Regions from separate parts of the Homo sapiens genome. Here regions 2 and 3 are each linked to region 1. Evidence: chromatin loops called from intact Hi-C (ENCODE). Cell type or tissue: lower lobe of right lung. All regions are shown on one strand.

Region 1 (8,000 bases):
GCATTTGCAAGACACCCCTGCGTTCGCTGTTGCTTCTATGGCAATGACATGGTTATTCTGTGCACAGGGCTTTCCTGTAGGTAGCACTCCTCTGAGTGCTGTACAGAATTAGTGGCCCTTACCTTCCCTCTCTCCAAAACTGAGCAGCTAAGATCAGATCAAGATAGGAAAGCTGTGATAGAGATGAAATGAAGGCACATGGCTAAGTCTTTTTTTATTACTTCTGTGAGGGCATAAGTACATTTAGCCAGGAGCTGTGTGATATTTATACACCTCCAAGCTAGAACTGGGTCTTCTTCCTTTCATAATTAACATTTAATTTTTTCCTAATTTTCAAAGTGATAAATATTTGTGGTAGAAAATGTGAAAAATACAGAAAAGCAAAGAACAAAATCACTCACAATCCCATTAGTTCGAGAGAACACATTTGGCTGTGTATCCGTCCAGTTTTTGTCATGTACTTATAAATATTTTAGCAACATTGAGATTATATAATACATATTATTTTGTAAGTTGCTCTTCTACTTAACAGTATATTGAAGGCTGGGAGTGGTGGCTCACGCCTGTAATCCCAGCACTTTGGGAGGCCGAGGTGGGAGGATCACTTGAGGTCAGGAGTTTGAGACCAGCCTGGCCAAAATGGTGAAACCTTGTCTCTACTAAAAATACAAAAATTAGCCAGGTGTGGTAGCAGGTGCCTGTAGTCCCAGCTACTCAGGAGGCAGAGGCTGGAGAATCACTTGAACCCAGGAGATGGAGGTTGCAGTGAGCCAGGATAGCACCACTGCACTCCAGCCTGGGCGACAGAGTGAGACTCCATCTCAAAACAAAACAAAACAAAACCAAAAAAAAAAACAAATAAACCCATAAAACAAAACAAACAAACAAGCAAAAACCCAGTATATTGTGATTTTCAGGGGACTCTTAGATATCTTTGTACCTCTTGTTTTTAGAGCACAGTTTTGCCCTCTTGCTCAAGGTTTCTCCATCTGAAGTTATTATTATAATGTTTTTACTGTTAAACTTCTTTTTCAAATAAAAGTCATTCTATTTTAGCTTCGGGAGGAAGCTGTGAAGGATTGTTACCTGGGTATATTGTGTGATGGTGGGGATTGGACTCCTAGTGTACCCATCAATCAAATAGCAGACATCGCACCCTTGAACTGTTCAAACCTCACTCCCTCCCCAGTGTCTATCATTTCCACCCTTGTGTCCATGCACACCTATTGTTTAGGTCCCACTTATAAGTGAGAACGTGTGGTATTTGATTTTCTGTTTCTGAGTTATTTCACTTAGAATAACGGCCTTCAGCCCCAACCAAGTTGCTGCAAAGGACATGATTTCATTTTTTTTTTTTTTTTTTTTTTTTGAGAAGGAGTCTGGCTCTATCGCCCAAGCTGGAGTGCAGTGGCGCAATCTCGGCTCACTGCAAACTCTGCCTCCCGGGTTCACGCCATTCTCCTCCCTCAGCCTCCCGAGTAGCTGGGACTGCAGGCGCCCGCCACCACGCCCGGCTAATTTTTTGTATTTTTAGTAGAGACGGGGTTTCACTGTGTTAGCCAGGATGGTCTTGATCTCCTGACCTCATGATCTGCCTGCCTTGGCCTCCCAAAGTGCTGGGATTACAGGCGTGAGCCACCACGCCCAGCCATGATTTCATTTTTTATGGCTGTGTAGTATTCTGTGTGTGTGTGTGTGTGTGTGTGTGTGTGTGTGTGTGTGTGTATGTCACATTTTCTTTATCCAGTCAATCACTGATGGACATGTAGGTTGGTTCCATGATTTTGCTATTGTGAATAGTGCATAAACATACAAGTGCAGGTATCTTTTGGTATAATGATTTCTTTTCCTTTAGGTAGATACTCAGTGGTGGCATTGCTGGGTTGTTCTATTTTTAGTTCTTGAGGAATCTCCATACTGTCAAACTTAAGTTATTTATGGCCTCCTTTACAGGAAACAGTTCATAGGCCCCCAAGAATCTTCCATCAATGAACATTTGGAACATCCTCAGGCCCCAGTTTGAGAAACAGTGCATTGGATAGGTTGCTAGATGGACACCAAATGAATAAATATGGGCAGCAGGCACCTGCTTTGGCAGAGACTTCTTTGGGTCTGTGAAAGTCTTCCTTTATGTTGGATGAGGCTCATAACAGTGATTGATATCTGCAGGTGCAGGCATGGTCTGGACCAACAACAGCCAGCCACATGCTGTTCCTGCTATTTGCCATCTGCACTGTGTTTTGACTCCTATTTCAACTCCTATTTGCAGTACCATAGCTGTTTCCAGCTACCAATGACTCTAGTCATCAGCCAGGCTACTCAGCCAACCTGAAAATATGCCAGATTGTCCATACATTTCCAATCCACCATGATTTTAAAAATACTCATCCTATATTTCTATTAAAATCATAGAGTTTTAAAATCTTTTTATCAAAGGATTACATACATTAAGAAAAGGAAGCAAATTGTCACAATATAGTTTGATAAATGATCATAAAGTGAAAACACCCAGGTGATCAACCCTCAGGTCAAGAAACAGAATATTATCAGGATCCCGGAAGCCCACTTTATGCCCCCCACTCAAAAGATAACTGCTATGCTGACCATATCTTACTTTCATCTGGCTTTGAACTTCCTATAAGTAGACTTATCCGCACTGTACATGTATTTTTGTGTTTGTGTGTTTACTTTCTTTCTCAACATTATTTTTGTAAGATCCATCTGTGTTGTGTGTAACAACAATCTGTTTATTCTAATTCCCTTATCATATTCCATTGTCTGAATATGCCACAATTTACTTATCTATTCTGTTGATGGGTATTGGGTTGTTTTCATTATTAGGTTATTAGGAATAAACTGCTATGACATTCTTGTACCTTTATTTTGGTTCATATGTGTAAGTATTTCTGTTGAGTATATACCTAGGAGTGGGTCATAAGGTGTATGACAACAGTTTTTTTCAAAGTGATTGCGCCATTTACACTCCCACCAGCAATGTCTGAGTGTTTCAGTTGCACCGTCTATTTGCCAAGACTTGGTATTACCTGTCTGTTTCATGTTAGCCATTCTCTTTGGTGTGCAGTGGGTTGACATTGTGGTTTTACTTGCATTTGTGTATGACTTATGAAGTTGAGCATGTTTTCATATGTTTCTTGGCCATTTGTAAATCCTTTTTTGTGAAGAGCCTATTTAAGGGTCTTGCCTGGGGAAGTAGGAAGAGGATGAAGGCTAGAGATAGGCAAAGGTAAACCAGGGAGAACTTTGGGATTCACCATTTTACTGAAAACTTTTGGTACCTGCAAGTAATGATTCTGGAGTCACTGTATGTTATTCTGGGATGTCCATAGCTGAAAAATCCCTTTGTATGACAAGATGCCTGCAGGGAGGCTCTCTATTGCTCAGGTATGCTGGAACAAGTAAGGAATATGTTAGGGAGTGTGTCCCAGCCTGGCTCACAGAAAGGCTATTGCTTTTCCTAGGCCATTTGAGTTTCTAACTCCCACCAACAGTTTTAGTAGACCTTAACCTTGCAATCAAGTTGTAGATTATAGTACTATTGAACCTACATGAATCAGCCCCTCAGGGCCAAGGTCACATATTTGATTAGAGGCAAGTCTCATTTAAGTACATTTTCTCCCCGTGTGATGTTTATGAAAATGATGAAATTCATAGCATTTTTCTACTTCTCTGTATTTCAAATCAACCATATAATTTCCCCCTTTTGAAGGCTGCTGCAATGTAAATGGAAAAGCTCATGATTTGGGCTCAGACTATACCAGTTTAACTCCCAGTGCTAAATTTAACTAGTTTTGTGATTTTGAGCAAGTCACTTTACCTTTTTGAGACTTAATCTGCTTGCCTATAAAATGGGTACATCTACCTTACAAGGATAGGATTCAGATAATTGATGCAAAAGCAAACTGTAAACCTTAGGTTACTGGACAAATCAATATTATTATTTATGTTAGTTTGGGACCTATAGAAGGAGATCTTGGAAAATTGTAGGGCTGGGAGCCAGAGGCCATGGAAGATAGGGAAGGAGGTGAAAGTGGGAAAAATTACACCCTGGAAACCCAGTGACCAAGTCTCAACTCCTGGCTGGCTTGCATCAAAAGCTGGAGCCTGAGCGTCTGTTACAAGTGAAGGAGCCAATGCAGAAATTCCTCTGACCACTAGAGGGAGCCATACCTTAGGCTGGGCATCAGATGGGCCTCTATTATCTTTAGCAAAGATCCCCATGGTGCCTGCCACTTTGATTTCACATCTGTAGGTCTGAAAAAAGCACTAAGCTTGACACTACTTCTCTTGATTTTAAAAAATTATCTTCTTCCTCAACATAACCACCACTACCATCATCATCCTAGTCTTTGCCCATCTGTCCATTAGTCTTGTTATCTCTTTGCCCTCTTTTAGGAGTGAAACAATTGCCTTTAAAATCACAATTTATAATGAGAAACGTAATTTTCTAACAATCCAGAGCCTGTGTCTACCCACCAGGATCTCTTTTCTCTTTAGTGCAATTACATGAAGTGCCAACTTTTAAATCACAAGTTGGCTGGCCGCCTACGTCCATCAGAGGACAGGCCTGCCTTGGAGGGGAGCCATGTGGCCAGGGCTGTGCAAAGCCCTTCCATTGTTGCGTTTGATTTCTTCAGAAGGGGAACACCAAGGCCATGTGAGGGTCAAGCCTGAGAAAGAATGTTTATTTTTGGAGTTTCTGATAAGACCAAAAACAGACAGAAAAAAAGAAAAAGTTGAACATTCAGCACATTCATTTTACTGATACTAATGCTGCTAACTTCTCTGGGAAAATTCAACTTAGACAACTCCGCGGTGATAAGAAAGCAGTGTCCCCACACATTTTCTCAATTCCTGGAGGAGGGCAAGGCGGAGGATGTTGCGTGTTTCTCCTAGAGGAAAAAGCTCAATCCTAGAGTCAGCTGGGTCAGCCTGAAACCTCCCCTCCCGTGGGGTTCACTCCCACCTCTGCCTGACACTCAGGTGGAGCTCTGCTAGGAAGCTGGTGGGGTCCTGGTGCCTGCTCCACTCCCTGGACTTCTGCCTGGGCTCCCACAAGCTATGAGGGAGTACTTGGGGGTCAGGAGCCTCAAGAGCATCCTGGAAAGTTTAGAAAATTTCACTTTTCAGGCCGGGCACAGTGGCTCACGCCTGTAATCCCAGCATATTGGGAGGATCACCTGGGGTCAGGAGTTCAAGATCAGCCCGGCCAACATGATGAAACCCCAATTCTATTAAAAATATAAAAATTAGTTGGGCGTGGTGGCAGGTGCCTGTAATCCCAGCTACTCAGAGGTTGGGGCAGGAGAATCACTTGAATCCAGGAGGCGGAGGTTGCAGTGAACCAAGATCATGCCACTGCACTCCAGCCTGGGTGACAGAGTCAGTGAGACTTTGCCTTAAAAAATAAAAATAAAAAAGAAAGAAAAATAAAATTTCACTTTTCTTTCATATATTCAGGCATTGCTTTAAAGATAATTAGCATTATCATTTCTGTCACTTTAAGGGTAATATTAAGAGAAATAAAACTCAGGGGGTTTGGCTGATTTCTGCTCATTGTTTCTTTTATTCAGCCAATATTCCTGGGGCATGTACCATGAACCAGGCTCTGTGCCAGCTCCCGCAGATGCAAGATGAAGACCTTGCCCTTGCCCTTGAGTGGATGGAGAGGACACAGATGGACAAGCACCTAGATGAGATGAGAGGTGTAGGGGTTGGGCTTAGCTCTGCCTGTGGGAACCTGGGCAGGCTTCATCAGGAGGTGGCGCTCAAGTCCAACTGAAAATATGGGTAAGTCATTCCCTAGACTGACAAAGTAGGAAAGGGCATTTCAGACAAAAGCACAGTGTGTGCAAAAGCTTGGAGGTGTCAATGATTGGGTCACCTCCTCCGACTTGTAAGTCAGGTTGAGTGTGGTTGGGGTGTTCTCTGGAGAGGAACAAGAAGTCTGGCTAGAGAGGTGGGCAGAGATCATGGAGAGATGATGTGCCATATTAGGAAGTTAGGGTGTCATTTATTCATTCAACAAACACTGTGTGCCTCCGATATGCCATCATCATTGTGGGCGCTGATCAACATCCAAGCCTTGCCCTTATGGTCTTACATTCTAATGGCGAGGGAAGGATAGACAATAATCAAGTACACAAATACATGAGCAAGGTAATTTCACATAACAGCACAGCTTACAAAGAAAGGTGAGGCAGGTTAAGGAGCTAGAGAGAAAGGAAGGAAGAGGGAAGAAGTTGCTATCTAGGTTAGGGCATTTGAGAAGAGATCTGAGTGAGGTGAGAGAAGAGGCTGGGTGAATATCTGGGATTGTGGGGGGTGGGGTGGTGGTGGGATGGGGGGGCCAGAGGACAGCAATAGCAAAGGCCCTAAGGTGCGCAGAGGTGCAGGGGCCAGATCAATAAACCTCAGAGGAAATGGTAAGGCCAGCAGGTTTTATCCTAAATGAGATGGGACACCGCTGGAGGATTTTTGTGTTTGAGACAGGGTCTTGCTCTGCCTCCCAGGCTGGAGTGCAGTGGCACAATCGTGGCTCACTGCAGCCTCTACCTCCTGGACACAAGTGATTCTCCCATCTCAGCCTCCTGAGTAGCTGGTGTGTGCCACCACACCAGGCTAATTATATTTATTTTATTTTTTGTACAAATGGAGTCTTGCTTTGTTGCCCAGGCTGGTCTTGAACTCCTGGGCTCAAGCCAGCCTCCCACCTCAGCCTCCCAAAGAGCTGGGATTACAGGCATGAGCCACCATGTCTGGCCCACCACTGGAGCATTTTAAGGAGAGGAAGAACAGGATCCTAGTTCTGTGGTAAAAGAATCACTCACAGCTGTGTTAAGAATCGACTGTAGGGAAGAAAGCGCTGAACAAGGGAAGCTGGTGAGGAGCCTATTGCAATAACCCAGCAGGAGCTGCCTCCCGATGGGGAGGGGTGGTGGCCACGGAGTAATGAGGTACGGAATCAGGTTCTGCATACCTCATTCTCCAGCTCAGTGGCTCTCAAAGTGGGGTCACTGGACAGCGGCATCAGCCTTACCTGAGAAGGGGTTAGGAATGCAAAATCTCAGGCTCACCCACACCTGTTGAATCAGAGACCAGAGGTGTAGGGCCCTGCTCAGCAAGCCATGTGTGGTAAGCACGCTCTCCAGGTGATTCTACCCTTCAGGTGATGTGGGTGTACGTTCAAGTGAGAGGGCTACGTCCACTGAGGATGATGAGTAGGCGGGAGGGATTGTGAGCCAGAAACTGGACTGGATCTGATTTACCCATTAGGAGGGTGAGCCTGTGGTCACTGTGGAGGGGGCGGGGGAGGTGTTCATCAGCAGGAGGTGATGAGGGCACCAAGATGGCCAGTGTAACTGGGAGCACACAGGAGGAAGTGGAATAAAGCATAAAACAGCAAATATTGGCTGGGTGTGGTGGCTCACGCCTGTAATCCCAGCACTTTGGGAGGCCAAGGCGGGTGGATCACTTGAGGTCAGGAGTTCGAGACCAGCCTGACCAACATGGTGAAACCCAATCTCTACTAAAAATACAAAAACTAGCCGGGCGTGGTGGTGCATGCCTGTAATTCCAGCTACTCAGGAGGCTGAGGCATGAGACTTGCTTGTACCCGGGAAACGGAGGTTGCAGTGAGCCGAGATTGTGCCACTGCACTCCAGCCTGGGCGACAGAGTGAGAATCCGTCTCAAACAAAAACAAAAACAACAAAATAGCTAATACTTGTTGAGGGTCAGTTATACGCTGGCACTGTGCCATTTCACTTGGATTATCCCGGATAATCCTGCAGTTTCTCTCAAAAGTGGGTGCTATTGTTACCCCCACATAACAGATGAGAGGACTAGGCTTTCTGAAGTTAAATAAGGAACATGACGTGTACAACATTGTGAATGTAATTAATGCCACTGAATAGCATACTTAAAAATGCCTAAAACGGCAAGTTTATATAATAGATGTGACCCAAATTTTAAAAAAATGTT
Region 2 (8,000 bases), 120 kb after region 1:
GGACAACAGGCATGTGCTGCCATGCCTGGCTTCACTCCACCTATTTTCTCTCTCTCTCCTTTTCAATTCTTATCTCTTGTTATCTCCAATATCCAATATAACTTACTTATTTGTGTATTTATTATTGTTGGTCTAGTCCTGACAGCACATGGGCCCTATGGGGCAGGGATTTCTGTCTGTGGTGTCCACTGCTATAGTCCCCGCACTGAGAACTGTGCCTGGCACATCATACGATCTTATGCATATTTACTGAGTGAATGAAGGAACAGATGAATGGCTCTTTGTCCAGTGAGCAAATTGTTTCATGTTTAGAATGAGAGAATTGTGAAAGTTATTGATCTCGTAGTAGTTAAGAGTATACAAGAGCTTGGGTTGGGTTCAAATTGTTGTTTGAACGTGGCTCATCTTTTGCAGGAGACTATTCCAGAATTTCAAGATTAAGTGGCAGTGAAGTGTGGTGCTAAGAGGCCCAAGAACCCGGACCTGGTGTCCTGACTCCATGTGTCATAGTGGTAGAGCCTTGACACTCCAGGCTCTGTCAAACCGGGGTTCTCTCCCCTTGGGGCCACACCCTTTAATTCCTTTCATTTCAAGGAGATGGCCCCAAAGGATAGAGAAAGGGTTTCCCGCCAGGCGTGGTGGCTCACCCCTGTAATCCCAACACTTTGGGAGGCTGAGGCGGGCGGATCGCTTGAGGTCAGGAGTTCAACACCAGCCTGGCCAACATGGTGAAACGTTGTCTCTACTAAAAATACAAAAATTAGCCAGGAGTGGTGGCTGAGCCTGTAATCCAAGCTACTCCAGAGGTGGAGCCAGGAGAATCGCTTGAACCCAGGAGGTGGAGGCTGCAGTAAGCCAAGATCACGCCACTGCACTCCAGCCTAGGCGGCAGAGCAAGATGCTGTCTCAAAAAACAAAAAAAAGGGGTTTCCCTTATTTTTTATTCGTTCTCGTACCCAAGTAGCAGTTCTGCTGCTTTCATCCTTCCTATTGAGGCACCTTCCACCTCCATTACTCTCAATGTCTGGGATGAGGACACAGTGGGACCCGGCCCTCCTGCCAAGACCCAATGGGTTACTGCTCTGACAGGGCAGAGGTCCCAACTCCTTTTATTATGATCATGGGGCAGAAATTGTGATGCCGTGGGGCCATGCAGTCACAACTCTTATGCCATTCAGACATCAAGGACAAGGGTTTTCCAGTTCTTTAATAGAAACAAACAAATCAAAGCAGAGTGATTTCTAAACAGAGAAAGAACCCTGATACGGAGTGCAAATCAAGGAGAGTGATTTCTAAACAAAGAGAGAGTCTTAACGTAGCGTGTGTGCGGGCAAGAAAAGACCATGGACGTCACGGGTTGTTACATATGCTCACTGGAGAAGGCAAAGTCACGGTGGGTGTGGTCATGGGAACCTAGGACTGTTGAAAGATTTTCCTGAGAGCTGTCCCTTCCCCTTGGGCAAGTTCCTCAACCTTTCCAGCTGAGGGATTTTTTTCCATCTGTATTTGAGGATAATAATATTTACCTTCTATGGTTCTTGGTAATGAATAGAGGTAATACGTGCAAAATGTTGGACAGAGAGTAGGTATTTAATATTAATAATAGTGATAATAATGTAGTAGCTACCATTTATTGAGCAGCTATTCTGTGCATGCTCAAGCAACCTTATAACCTCATTCCATAGGCACTTTTTTTTTTTTTTAAGACAGAGTCTGGCTCTGTCACCCAGGCTGGAGTACAGTGGCATGATTTCAGCTCACTGCAGCCTCCACCTCCCATATTCAAGTGATTATTCTGCCTCAGCCTCCTGAGTAGCTGAGATTACAGGTGCCTGCCACCACACCCGGCTAATTTTTGTATTTTTAGTAGAGACAGGGTTTTGCCATGTTGGCCAGGCTGGTCTCCAACTGTTGACCTCAAGTGATCCTCCCGCCTCAGCCTCCCAAAGTGCTAGGATTACAGGCATGAGCCACCGCACCCGACCAGCACTCTTGTTAGTTCTATTTTACAAACTCAAAAATGGAGTGTTAAAGAAATATGTTTCTGCAAAGAATAGGTGGCAGGTAAAAAAAAAAGATAAAATAAAAATAAAGGAATATGTTTCTACCCAAGCCATACAGAGAGAGAGTAGAAAGGATTCAGGCCAAAGGTTGGATGCCTGACTCAAGAACCCAGTTGTTAAATTCTTTTATTTTTTAATTTTATTTTTAAATTTATTTTATTTTTAAATTTTATTTTATTTATTTATTTATTTATTTATTTACTTACTTACTGAGACGGAGTCTCGCTCTGTCACCCCGGCTGGAGTGCAGTGGCGCGATCTCAGCTCACTGCAAGCTCCACCTCCTGGGTTCACTCACTCCATTCTCCTCCCTCAGCCTCCCGAGTAGCCGGGACTACAGGCACCTGCCACCATGCCCGGCTAAATTTTTTTTGTATTTTTAGTAGAGACGGGGTTTCACAGCGTTAGCCAGGATGGTCTTGATCTCCTGACCTCGTGATCCACCCGCCTTGGCCTCCCAAAGTGCTGGGATTACAGGTGTGAGCCATTGTGCCCAGCCTAAATTCTTTTCTTTTTTTAATTTGTTTTTTGAGACTGAGTCTCGCTCTGTCGCCCAGGCTGGAGTGCAGTGGCATGATCGTGGCTCACTGCAACCTCCACCTTCTGGGTTCAAGCAATTCTCCTGCCTCAGCCTCCCAAGTAGCTGAGACTACATGTGTGCACCACCATGCCAGGCTAATTTTTGTATTTTTAGTAGTAACAGGATTTCACTATGTTGGCTAGGCTGGTCTTGAACTTCTGACCTCAGGTGATCCACCTGCCTCGGCCTCCCAAGTGCTGGGATTACAGGCATGAGCCACCACACCTGGCCTTAAGTTCTTAATTGCTTCATTTGATGTCTTTTCAAGTAAGTGAAATAGACACATATTTTTCAAATAAAAGTATATATAAAATATATATGTTTTAAGTTAAGTGAAAAAATACATATATTACAATTTTCCAAGTAAGTGAAATATATACAGTCATGTGCTACATAACAACATCTCAGTCAACAATGGACTGCATATATGATTGTGGTGCCATAAGATTATAATACTGTATTTTCATGGTACCTTTTCTATGTTTAGATACACAAATACTTCCCATTGTGTTACAATTTCCTATGTTTAGATTCATAAATACTTCTTATTGTGTTACAGTTGCCTACAGTATTCAGTACAGTCACATGCTGTACAGGTTTGTAGCTGTACCATATATCCTAGGTGTGTAGCAGGCTACGCCATCTAGGTTTGTGAAAGTACACTCTAGGATGATCACACAATGATGAAATTGCCTAATGATGTGTTTCTCTCTCTCTCTTTTTTTTTTTTTTTGAGATGGAGTCTCACTCTGTCACCTGGGCTGGAGTGCAGTGGTGCAGTGGCGCGATCTCGGCTCACTGCATCCTCCACCTCCTGGGTTCAAGTGATTCTCCTGCCTCAGTCTCCTGAATAGCTGGGATTACAGGCATGCACCATCACACCCAGCTAATTTTTGTATTTTTAGTAGAGAGGGGTTTCACCATGTTGGCCAGGCTGGTCTCAAACTTCTGATCTCGTGATTTGCCTGCCTTGGCCTCCCAGAGTGCTGGGATTACAAGCATGAGCCACTGTTCCTGGCCTCAAGCGATTGTCTTGCCTCAGCCTCTTTAGTAGCTGGAACAACAGGCACGTGCCAGCATGATTTCGCCATGTTGCCCAGGCTGGTCTCGTGACCTCAAGTGATCTCTCTGCCTTGAGCTCCCAAAGTGCTAGGATTACAGGCATAATCCACAGCACCTGGCCTGAGTACTCTATTTAAAATGCACTCCTCTCCTGTTACTCTTGCTATGGTTTTGTTTACCTTCATAGCAATTAGCCTCACCCGAAGTATCATATTCTACTCATGACTCCTCTGATGTAAGCTCCATGAGGCAGGGGCTGTATTTGGGCCTTTGCTTGTTCCCAGTGCCTGGCATGGAGTTATCTCTAAGTAAATATTTGTTGAATGTCTGGACGTGGTGGTGCATGCCTGTAATTCCAGCACTTTGGGAGGCTGAGGTGGGAGGATCACTTGAGCCCAGTAGGTTGAGGCTGCGGTGAGCCGTGACGACGCCACTAAACTCCAGCCTGAACAACAGAGCAAGACCTCATCTCAAAAAAATTTTTTTATTGTTGTTGAATGAATGCTTGGAGAGCCAAAGGAGCTGATTTAACCCTTCAAAGGCATTAGATCAAACAGGCAGGGCCAGTTTTTCAGATCTGAAAGGGTGTCCAGGAGCTCTTCCCTCTTTCCAGCCCCTCAGTTCAGTTTTCTGGAACAAGAAGGCAACACTACATTTGGATAATCACAGCTTTTTCTCAAAGGCTTTTGACCCTGCAGTTGGTTTTTTGTTTGTTTGTTTGTTTGTTCTGAAACGGCATTTGGCTCTTATCACCAGGCTGGAGTACAAGGGCGTGATGTCGGCTCACTGCAACCTTGGCCTTCCAGGTTCAAGCAATTCTCTTGCCTCAGCCTCCCCAGTAGCTGGGATTACAGGTGTGTGCCACCACGCCCGGTTAATTTTTATATTTTTAGTAGGACAGGGTTTCACTATGTTGGCCAGGCTGGTCTTGAACTCCTGACCTCAGGTGATCTGCCTGCCTCGGCCTCCCAAAGTGCTGGGATTACAGGTGTGAGCTACCATGCCCGGCCAAACATCTTTGATCTCTGACAATCCACCAGACCATTCTGACTACCTGCCCACCTAGTAATTTGTTATTTCCTCCCTTCCTTGATTGTCTCCCCCCCGTTACCAATTAATACCATATTTATTAATTTCCTGCTATGAATATGACACTATCTGCCGATGCTTTATTAAAATGTAAAATGACTCTTCCTCCTCAAGTAGGGTAGAGGCAGTATAGTTTAGTGGTTAAGGCGGATAAGGATACTGATTGACTGAAAGTCTGGGTTCAAACCCTCTTTTTGTTTTGTTTTGTTTGAGACAGGCTCTTGCCCTGTCACCCAGCCTGGAGTGCAGTGGCACTAACACAGCCTGGGTTCAAGCAGTCTCCCCCCTTGGCCTCCCAAAGTGTTGCGATTACTGGTGTGAGCCATTGCACCTGGCTCAAACCCTCTTTTTACTACTTACTAGCCATGTGACTTGTACAAGTCACCTAAACTCCCTAAGCCTCAGGTTTTTTTGTTGTTGTTGTTTTTGTTTTTTTAGATGGAATCTCGCTCTGTCACCCAGGCTGGAGTGCGGTGGCAAGATCTCGGCTCACAGCAACCTCCGCCTCCCAGGTTCAAGCAATTCTCCTGTCTCAGCCTCCCAAGCAGCTGGGATTACAGGCACATGCTGGCACGCCTGGCAAATTTTTCGTATTTTAGTAGAGATGGGGTTTCACCGTGTTGCCCAGGCTGGTCTCAAACTCCTGAGCTCAGTCAATCCACCTGCCTTGGTCTCCCAAAGTGCTAGGATTACAGGCGTGAGCCACCGCGCCTGGCCCAGCCTGTTTTTAATCTCAGAAATGGAGATGACAACAGTACCTACTGCTGGGGAACCACGAGTTTGTTACAGTAAGCTACCAGGGCCGTGCTCGGCACAATGCTACCACTAGATGACCTTTCATGGCTAACATAGAATCGTATCGTGTGCCCGGCTCAGTGGCTCATGCCTGTAATCCCACCACTTTGGGAGACTGAGACGGGTGGATCACATGAGGTCAGCAGTTTCAGACCAGCCTGATCAACAAGGTGAAACCCCGCCTCTACTAAAAACACAAAAATGAACTGGGCATGGTGGCGCATGCCTGTAATCCCAGCTACTCGGGAGGCTGAGGCAGGAGAATCAATCGAACCTGAGAAGAGGAGGTTGCAGTGAGCTGAGATTACACCATTGCACTCCAGCCTGGGCAACAGGGGCGAAATTCTGTCTCAAAAAATAAAAAATAAAAAAGAATCATATTGTGAAGAGTGTCGATGCATCGATAAAAACTGAAATAACAATACGTGGATTGGGTGACTCAGTGCAGTATTTATACACACATGTGGACACAGGGGACATCCTGGTATAATGGAAAGAGCATGTGTTCTGGAACCATGCTGACCTGTGCAGGAGTGCCCACTCTAGCTTTTGCTAGCTGTGAGATCTTGAGACCTCCCTCACCCACAGTTTCCTTGTTTGCATAACATGGACCTGAATTTTTGCTTATCAGAGTATTTGTGAAGATTTAACAAGATGCTCATTTCCTTCCCTATGAATGTCTATTGCTGTTTAGAAATCCTGATGAAAAGGCAAAGACCGTTCTGATTGACTTGGGAAGTGGGTATGAAGTCAATACCTCACTTGGCTAATCAGAAAGATTCCTTTCAGTGAACGGGATTAGAGTTTTGATTGAAAAAAAAGCTACCGGGTGCAGTGGCTCATGCCTGTAATCCCAACACTCTGGGAGGCCAAGGCAGGCAGATCACCTGAGGTCAGGAGTTCGAGACCAGCCTGGCCAATTGGTGAAACCCCATCTCTACAAAATATTCAAAAATTAGCTGGGCATGGTGGCATGTGCCTGCAGTTTAGCTACTTGGGGGGCTGAGGCATGAGAATTGCTTGAACCTGGGAGGCAGAGGTTGCAGTGAACCAAGATTGTGCCACTGCACTCCAGCCTGGACAACAGAGCAAGACCCTGTCTCAAAAAAAAAAAAAGAAGGAAGGAAGGAAAGAAAGAAGCTAAAGAAAAATTGTTCTATCAAAACAGAATAAAAGAGGATAATGATTTAGTCAAGGAATCTGTTGATGTCTGTATTATATAGATTCTTATCTTGCAATCCGTGTTAAAGAATCCTAAAAACTCAACCTCCGAGGGGGACCAAGGAGCTCTGTAGCTTATTGTAGAAGCCCCTCTATAGACACCATCTCCCAAAAAGGGGTCATCTGACCTCTATTGGAATACTTCTAGGATGGCCAATTCACTGTTGCATGAGGCTGGCGATTTTGCTTTTGATAACTTGAGCTCTTCCTAAGGTTTGCCCCCAAATTCTTCCTGCAGCCGACTTCCGCCAGCCTCTGACAAAGCACATTTTCCCATCTCTTCTCTCTGTGACTTGGCAGGGATTGGATTTTAATGGTTATCTACTGAACAGAGTACTTTACAGTTCTTGATAATAGCCCCTTATTCGGGAAAATCAATACCAGAAATAGTTGAAGCTTTAAAAAAATTCAACAGACATCTATCTGAGGTGGTTTAATAGCATGGCATTTGTAATTCCCACCACAGTCTGCAATGCAGTGGTGAACACTGGCACTGAGAACAGTGATGATATATTCCATAGCTAAAATATATTTCCTAGTATCACATCTCAAGTCCAGTTCATTTTATCAACATTATTGAGCATCTTACTAGGCTGTGGAAGGCACTAAATCCAACATAAGCCTCAAGCTGGTTTTCTTTTTTTTTCTTTTGAGACGGAGTCTCGCTGCCGCCCAGGTTGAAGTGCAGTGGCACGATCTCGGCTCACTGCAGGCTCCGCCCCCTGGGGTTCACGCCATTCCCCTGCCTCAGCCTCCCGAGTAGCTGGGACTACAGGCGCCTGCCACCTTGCTCGGCTAATGTTCTGTATTTTTACTAGAGACGGGGTTTCACCGTGTTAGCCAGGATGGTCTCGATTTCCTGACCTCGTGATCCGCCTGCCTCGGCCTCCCAAAGTGCTGGGATTACAGGCGTGAGCCACCGTGCCCGGCCTCAAGCTGGTTTTCTCTTTCAACTCCTATTATCATTGTTTAGAACCACATTCATGAGATGTGATGTAAAATAACATGATTGATGCTCTTAACAAAGCCATGAATGGGATGGGGTGGAGGGAGGCAGCTTAAATGTGTGCTAGAAAATGTTGATGTAAGACTGGGATGAGGATGAGGAGAGTGAGGGACCTGGGACACAAAGTCTAAGGATCCTGTCCCCCTTGTCCCTGCTCCTGTCTTCAAGGCCTCTTCTAGGTCTG
Region 3 (8,000 bases), 220 kb after region 1:
TTTGGAGACACTTTCTCAGGCTTTTATGATGCAATCCACTTTGTGCCCCTCTCTTGCAGCAGCTGCGGCCAGGGAAAAAGCACTAAGTGGGCTTGCTCACTGGTCCTCAGGGGTGGGTACCCTGGGCAGGTCAGCCCAGAAGTCAGCTGCCTCCTCTCCAGGCCCTGCCTGGACAGCTGAGAGTCAAGCAGACAGTTATGTGCCATCCCTACCTCTTTTCTGTCTTCAGTAACTGGCAGCTTCATCCTGCCAGAGAGTTTGGAATGAGCTAGGACTTTCCCATCAGTCTGAACTCCTGGGTTTTCCCAGGCCTGGTGACTCAGAGGGTAAGGCACCGAGCCGAGGAAGAGAAAGGAGAACCTGGACTCCTGGGTGCCTTTGTCTCACCACACAATCACCTCCCAGGAAGGCTGTCATCCAATCACTCCTGTGGAATCTCTCTGCCACTTTGTTGTAAAGAAAGTCAGCCCCAGTGAAGGGTAAAAAGAAGTGCCAGAGGGCCTTGGGGACAAGCCATATACTGGTAGAAAGGGCACTGGGGCAGGGTCCGAACAGCTGAGAGTATGTCTAGCACCAGGATGAAAATCAGTAGTTCACAGAGCTGCTTTGTTTGACCTACTCCGTATTTTTTTAATGGTACATTTCACATAAAGACCTGTATATCTGGCTTCCCCACAAAAGTCAAGATCTGACAGCATCTGACTATATTTTCTCATGCAATATCTGAAGCTGGGTAGCAGCCAGCCCTGGATGGGGTGTTTCCTCTCCAGATTAACACAGAGCCTACCAACTTGTTAAATCTCACCTCATAGGACAATAGGCGCAAAAATATACTGAAATGAGTTGAAAAAATGGTAATACTTTTTTTTTTTGAGACAGAGTCTCACTCTGTCGCCCAGGCTGGAGTGCAGTGGCACGATCTTGGCTCACTGCAAGCTCTGCCTCCCAGGTTCATGCCATTCTCCTGCCTCAGCCTCCTGAGTAGCTGGGACTACAGGCACCCGCCACCATGCCCGGCTAATTTTTTTTTGTATTTTTAGTAGAGACAGGGTTTCACTGTGTTAGCCAGGATCATCTCGATCTCCTGACCTTGTGTTCCGCCCGTCTCGGCCTCCCAAAATGCTGGGATTACAGGCTTGAGCCACTGTGCCCGGTTTGGTGACACTTTTTTGATGAAAGTATTTTTTTTTAATTTAATTTTTTTGAGACAGATTCTTATTCTGTCATCCAGGCTGGATTGCAGTTAGCTCTCACTGCAACTTCCGCCTCCCGGGTTCAAGTGATTCTTGTGACTCAGCCTCCTGAGCAGCTGGGATTTTTTTATATTTTTAGCAGAGACGGGGTTTCGCCATGTTGGTAGACGGGTCTCCAACTCCTGGCTTCAAGTGATCTGCCTGCCTCGGCCTCCCAAACTGTTGGGATTACAGATGTGAGCCACCACACCCAGCCTCGATGAAAGTATTTTAGATGTTTGTATTTATACATAAGGCTCTATGTTTGAAGTACTAAATGGTGAGAGTATTTTGTATCTCAGATGGAATAACGATAGGAAAATGTTCTTCAGCAAATTGTACTCTCCTAAAGGGAGAGATTATAGAGTGATGAACACAGACACGCCATCTACCTTTCCTCCAGACTTTGTAAAAAAAAATTATATAAATTACAATCCCAAACTAGAATCAGATACCATCCCTGATCTACTACCAAGATCTATACACATTAAGAGAACAATGTTCGGGATTGAACCTGTTTTGCCTTTTTAATCGGAACACAAAAGGGATACCTTTTTCTTTCTCCAAGTTTTTGAAATTTTGGTCTCCCTCCTACATTCACTCCTTGTTGAAAGTAATGGAAAGGCAATTAGGTCTGTGTCCCAAATGAAAGCCCACAGTCAGGAGGGGATTCTCATTGAGGTGACTGTCCTGTTAAGACCTGCTCCTGTGAACCCCCAAGCACAGGGCAGAGCAGGACATGAACTAAGAGCCAGGCTTTGCCGAATCCGGGTCGAGTTCACCGACAGCAGTGTGTGCAGCACGCTTCCTCCTCTGCACCCTGGCAGTAGAGCCCTTCCTCATTGTAAAGCCAAGTGGTGTCTGCAGTCCGCCTTGCCCAGGGCTGGAGGCAGAGCTGAGCTTGGTGAACAGGTGCCAGGGGATTCCTGTCATCAGTGGACTATGCTTTAGAAGCTGCTTGTTGCAAAGGTACTGGTTGATCATTGTCTGAGAGTTGGATCTGAAGGCCAACACCCACTAGCAAAACCATCATCCCTGTAATAACAGCAACCCAAGCAGATTTGATTTCTCCAGTGAAGGTTCTAGATGAGTCTAATCAAGGCTTCCCACCCATCTTCTCCCAACACCAGAGTTTCCCTGTGAAAACGATCATGGTTAACTCGCACTGAATACTATTTATGTGCCAAGTACCATTCCACATTCTTTACATATTTTAGCTCACTTTACTCCAACGGGGACCATTATTCCCAGTTTGCACATAAGCAAATGGAGCCAGGGAAAGCAAGGGGCAGAACAGGGAACTGATTTCCCGGAGTTTCGGCCCAGAGTCAGTGTGCTTAGCCACCGCCAACACCAGCCCCAGAGCTCTAGGCTCCTGGAAGTCGTGCTCCCGAGTCCTTCCCCTTGCACAGTGGAGAGAACTCGATGTTGGAATGAAACCAGCTAATTCCAGTAGGGTGCTTCCGCTGTTGTGAGGAGCTGGGCAACTAGTAAGCTCACTGAGCCTCACTGTGCTCCACTATAAAACCAGGAGAGTGCGCAGCAGAGGAGAGGGTCTGGGTTTCAGAATAAGAAGCAGGTTTTCTTCCTGCTCAGCAAATCCTGGGTAATTGTATCATATCCCCTAACCCCTTAAACCTCAGCTAGAGAGGGCGCCAGTCTTAGCCCCAGGGAAGGCTTTCGTGTGCACATTGGAGACAAAGCCTGCCCAGCAGTGCCCGGCACAGAACTGGGGAGCTGTTGGGATAAGCATGGGGGTGGACTCTCCCTGGGACAGATCCTATCTCACAGCAGTTTGGAGAACTGTTGTATACACACGCAGGTGACACGAGGCAGAGCAGGATGTGAAACGAGCGCAGTGGTTTGCCAAACCCGCAGCAGGCTTAGGACGGAGTGGTGAGAACAGCCCCCTTCCTTTTCCTCAGCTTGACGGTCCCAGCCTTTCCCATTGCGGACCTAGAGCCCAGACTCCCAGGGCAGAAAGCGCCCCACAGACTGATAAAGGTGAACAATCCAGGCTTTGTTTCCAAGGGCTTTATCCCTGACTTTCCAACTGGCTTTTATCTGTGTCTTCACGTCTCTGACCTCTTGAGCCTCACAGGAGCTAGACTAGAAGGTTCAAGTTCTTGAGGAGAAGGCAGGGGCGGGAGAGCCCCACTTGCGGGAATCTCGTGCGGACCGAGTCGGGGCGGGAGAGGGCGCGCACCAGCCAGGCTAGGGCGCGCGGGGCGCCGAGGGGCGCGGGGCCGTTTGGGGCCGTTCGGGCCAGTTCGCGCGGCGGGGCCCGTCGGAGCTTTTCTCTCGGCAGCCTGGCTGGCCGCGCGTCTTCTCCGCGCAGCGGGCGAAGTCGCGATGGGTTCATTAAGGCGGCAGGTAGGCAGTGCCCCGGCGGCGGCTGCGGCAGGCGGTCCTGGAATGTGCGAGGGGCGTGATGACAGCGGCCAGCCTCTTTGCGCAACACCTTCGCCATATATACCCGGGGCGCTGCGCTCCACCTGGCCGCCGCCTCCAGCCCAGCACCTGCGGAGGGAGCGCTGGTGAGTACCGCCGCCGGGGCAGGGGCGCTTCCTCGCTCTTTCAAGGACTTTGATTCACTTAATTCTTGCAAATACCTCTCGGTGCTGACTTCAAGGAACTTGGCTGGCTTTGGGCCGCAGAAGTGAAAAACACAAAGCTCTCCACAATGTTCAAGTTGTTTTCTTCTTAATGTTACGGTTATTGCTTTTATTACAGCTTTTGCTGCTACACTCTTACGATCGACAGTGTTATTAATCAGCCACACTTGTGGATTCTAAAATGATCACTGTTTTGAGAGTCGTGGTTTGGAAGAGGAAAGGCCCAGGGGATAGAAATCTCCACCTAGGAATCAGGATAGCTAGGCTCTTTGTGGCTGGGTCACCAACTAGCCATGTGACAACGCTAGTCCCTGTGAGCCCCTGGGCTGCCGTCTTCCATTCTTTATAAGAAGGGGAATGCGACATCTCAGGACCATGAAAATTCTAGGTTTGTGGTGGCTGCCTGGTGATGTGACACTGCCCCCCACCCAAGTGTGACTTCCACGTGGTACAGTGCTTGTTTGCAGTTATTTAAGGTGCCTAGGAGACAGTCTTAGTTTGTTTCTATTAGGGCCCGTGGCCATCAGCGAAGGGTCCGTCCTTCAGCCGTCTTGGGGAGCAAAGCCCGCAATTTATGTTTTCCAAGCCACAAATGGGTGAGCAGGCTGGGGAGATAACTTACAAGGAGATGTGCACAGGAGTGGTTGGGTTCGGGGACTGCGCATCCTCAGGCCAGAAAGTTGGGGGCTGCATGGCATGGAGTTAGTTCAGGTTCCCTGCAACGGTGCCTGCCACCGGTGGCTCGCACTGCGCTGAAGAGAGTTGGAATCTCGTTTTCTTTGAGGAGGTCCCTTTTTCAAACATGTTGATTTCATGGAAGCAGCTTGTGGATTTCATCACTCGAGTCCCCTCTTCCTGTTTGGGTGCCCCAGGGGGTTTCTGTGTTAGCCCTGATCGCTCTGGGCCTTGTCGTTCTTTCCTTTTTCCTTCTTCCCTTGTGTGCTGGCAGTTCTTTAACTTGTCCTGGGTTGGGTATTCTTGGAAAACTGTGCTTGTAGGAGTGGCCGTTGTTTCAGATTGTTAAAGAAAAACAAAAATAAAAAAGATTGCCTCTTTTGTCCCATGCCCGCTGATCATGATCTTCTCTGCTTTTGTAATTTGGGGAATGGGTGATAAGAAAGGCGTGCTTTGTAAAAGGTTTGGATGCTAAACAAATTGCCCCATCCAAAACTCCCCAAATTGCTCAACTGTCTCAATGAAGCAAGTCCCCTGTGGTATGAGGATGGGCTTCTGATTGTTGCTGTTAGACACAAAGGGGACAAAAAAATAGCCCGAATTCAATGCAATGAGGAAAACAGCCTCACAGAATCAGAGTGCTTTGGAATAAACTGGGCTTTAGTAACCAGTTTCAGGCATCTTCCACTCCTCCATCCTCACCCACACCCCCACTTCCATTCTGGGGACCGCAGGGAGCAATCAGGACATCCCAGGGAATTTATTCATCTCAGTGAATTTTTAAAATGCAAAGGTACAAAAAGAGGGCTATAAAAAGATTGCGGTATTTTTAAGATGTTTATATTTACAAATTTAACTGCTTTAACCTCCCCCCCCAATACAATGCAGCACAACTGATATAGTTACAAGTTATTTACAGGATTTATTTTAAGATATCATAAATACAAATTGATAGTGCATGGTGAGGGTGTGGTTTGGTGATATGGCCCAAGTTTAAAGTTTATTAGTGTGCCACATCAAAAATGTAAACTCAAGTTATCTATCAATGTGAGGCCCAGGCCAATTGCTTCCTTGACTCCTCTCATCACTACCACCATTGTGTCCTTGAAGAGATTATTATTAGCAGTAATGTAGGGACAGGGTCTCACTATGTTGTCTAAGCTGGTCTCAAACTCACAGGTTCAAGGGACTCTCCCACTTTGGCCTCCCAAAGTGCTGGGATTATAGGTGTGAGCCACCACCCTTAGCCTATAGGGGTGATTATTTTTCCTTGTGATGGCTGTAAGGGAAGCAGAGGAAAAGGAGACGTCACCCTCTTGGGAATTTTTGAAGCACAGAGTCATTCTTTCAAAGTACAAGAAAGTTTTCCTGGGCATCCCGAGAACACTGGCCTGCATGAGGTTGAAATTATCTCTGCAGTGTTGTGGTGCCTATGTGATTTGAAGCCATTAACCTCTCTGTGGCTCAGTTTTTCCCTCTATAGAATGAGGATACTGTTCATTTTAAAGGAGACTCTAAGTTTACATAGATACATGAAATGCTGTGAGTAAATTTGTGCACCAATTTGCAAGTGCCAGGCACAAAGTCTTTAATAAACACTACTTGGCTACCATGTGCCCAGCACTGTCCTATGTGCTGGGGATACAATGGCCATACTCTAGTCCCTGTGCTTGTGAAGGCTGCCATTCTGATGGGAGACTGTGTGTCCATGTTCTGGTTCCTCACAGGACCACTGCCCTGGGCTTCCTCCTCTCCCCATTTCTTCAGATGGCCTTGACTGCTGCTCTGGGCACAAGGGGCCCAGGAACAGGTCTTGGTTGGAGAAGCCCAAACAATGCGAATGTAGGGGTTGGGTGACTGCCAGGTACCCTACATTCCCCTGCTTCCCAAGTCTGAGCCAAGTCAAGAAAGTTCCTCTCCTGGGTCTTCAAGAAAGAATAAGAGCTCTTTCTGGCAGTGGGTGCCCATGTGGTGCAGGAAGTGGAGCCAAGAGGGTGAGGCACACAGGCAACTCGGTTATAGAGGCCAGTGTGGCAGCGGGGGAGCCCCTCCCTGGGCTTTAGTAAAAAGCTTCCAAATGATGACTTCTCCCTTCCTCTGCTGCTTCTGGCAGGTGGCAAGAATGTGCTGGAGTGAGGCCTTGGGAAGGCTGGGAGAGAACAAGGCAGTGGTTGCGCCAGGGCTATGGGGGTAGGAGAAAGGCTTAGAGGGGCTCAGAGCTCCAGGGTACATTCTCTGCCTGCACCATTTAATACCCACCCCCACCCACCCACCCCACCCCCACCACCCTCCCCTCCTGCTCATCCATTGCAACATTCTTGGGCGGGCATTTCCAGCATCTGAATGATCATGTGGGAGTGACCTGCAGACATGCCAATCTAGCCAGCTATCCGAAAACACTCAGAGCCCTCAATGTGCCTAGACCTAAGGCCCCTGGGTGCCCTGGTGCTTTGAGGGCTGGAGAATTTCTCCTCCCTTTGCCCCTGGCTGTGAGATCTGTGGAAAAGCTTCTGGCTTTGGAGCCAGCAGTCTTGGGTTCATATCCTGACACCAGCTCCAGGTAGTTGGAGGCAAGCTTCTTTGTTTCTCTGTGCCTCAGTTTCTTTGTCTGTACACTGAGAAGAAAAACTCCTTCCTTGGTAGATTTAATGAGGTCACAAACTGTATAGGACACTCCTCTGCCACAAAACAAACATTAGCATCTTTCTCTCACAGGCTTTGGATTCATTTATTCAAATATTAACTGAGATCCACTACCATGCTGAGCATTGGAGATGAAGAGCTTATAGTCTAGGGTACACACAGTGGAAATGAGGCCATTTACTGTTCATGACACAGTGCATTTCCACGTAATAAACACTCTTGTTTATTGTTCATGACACAGTGCATTTCCACATTGTGTCATGAACAATAAACAAGAGTTCCGAGTGTTTACTCTGCCAGGCACCATGCTCTAGCCTCACCTACACTTATTAACCAATTAGTCCTCATAACAGCTCAGTAAGCAAGATGGTATTGTCCCCATTTTTACAATGATGAAGCTGAAGCTCAGAGTGGCTCAGGGTTGCATATAGTGAGGGGCAGGCCTCTGCAGAGCCAGCCCTCCCTCACTGTGATTCGCCTCTCTCCAGGTATCACTGAGCCATCTTACCTTTGTGAGCTTAGAGGTTGAGTTGCATCTTTTAAAATAATTTTCTTCTAAAATTTAAAAAATCACCCACAGTCTCACCACTCCCTTTTACCTCCAGAGAACATTTCTGGATCTTGTCTGCCTTGTTGAGATGATGCTGTGAATGGGAAAAAGAAGTGCTTTAGATGTGAAGTTTATCTAAAGCATTTCCCTATGGTTTTACTGATTCAGTATAACCTCTTTAATGGCATGCTCTTACAATGCATGGACATACCATAGTTAGAAGGAGTAATTTCTCTTTTTTCATTTTTTCACACTGTAAATGATAGAGCAGCAAATATCTTTTTG

The links. A loop is a pair of places that touch in the nucleus more often than their neighbours do. Peaks named below come from ENCODE experiments on the same cell type or tissue, not always from the same donor. Only the 100,000 strongest peaks of a DNase experiment are listed, where the experiment ranks them.
Region 2: it touches region 1 in a loop (4-fold over the local background); 4 of 110 quality-filtered maps call a loop at or near these places.
Region 3: a loop joins it to region 1, with 4 times the contacts of the local background. A loop is called at or near these places in 5 of 110 quality-filtered maps.

Annotation. Positions count from the first base shown.
Region 1 is chr4:25,435,939-25,443,938 of GRCh38, forward strand. It overlaps LOC105374536 (a long non-coding RNA gene), which reads left to right. Exons shown (of 4, transcript XR_925494.3): 2 at 5,592-5,808. Among named protein-coding and RNA genes, the nearest start is that of ANAPC4, 63 kb to the left of the region's middle. RefSeq lists a silencer at 5,743-5,852. In lower lobe of right lung, CTCF peaks have their summits at 4,164 (motif pointing right) and 5,773 (motif pointing right); DNase peaks (open chromatin) are centred at 4,585, 5,763, 7,043 and 7,253; H3K27ac peaks cover 1,932 bases.
Region 2 is chr4:25,559,437-25,567,436 of GRCh38, forward strand. All of the region lies in intron 1 of LOC101929161 (a long non-coding RNA gene), which reads right to left. Among named protein-coding and RNA genes, the nearest start is that of SLC34A2, 92 kb to the right of the region's middle. In lower lobe of right lung, no CTCF peak of the experiment used is centred here; DNase peaks (open chromatin) are centred at 1,375, 3,715 and 4,070; H3K27ac peaks cover 1,757 bases.
Region 3 is chr4:25,652,122-25,660,121 of GRCh38, forward strand. It overlaps SLC34A2 (solute carrier family 34 member 2), which reads left to right and starts at 3,730. Exons shown (of 13, transcript NM_006424.3): 1 at 3,730-3,769. RefSeq lists an enhancer at 3,180-4,093. In lower lobe of right lung, no CTCF peak of the experiment used is centred here; DNase peaks (open chromatin) are centred at 2,090, 3,670 and 6,558; H3K4me3 peaks cover 6,765 bases; H3K27ac peaks cover 7,753 bases; H3K27me3 peaks cover 2,773 bases.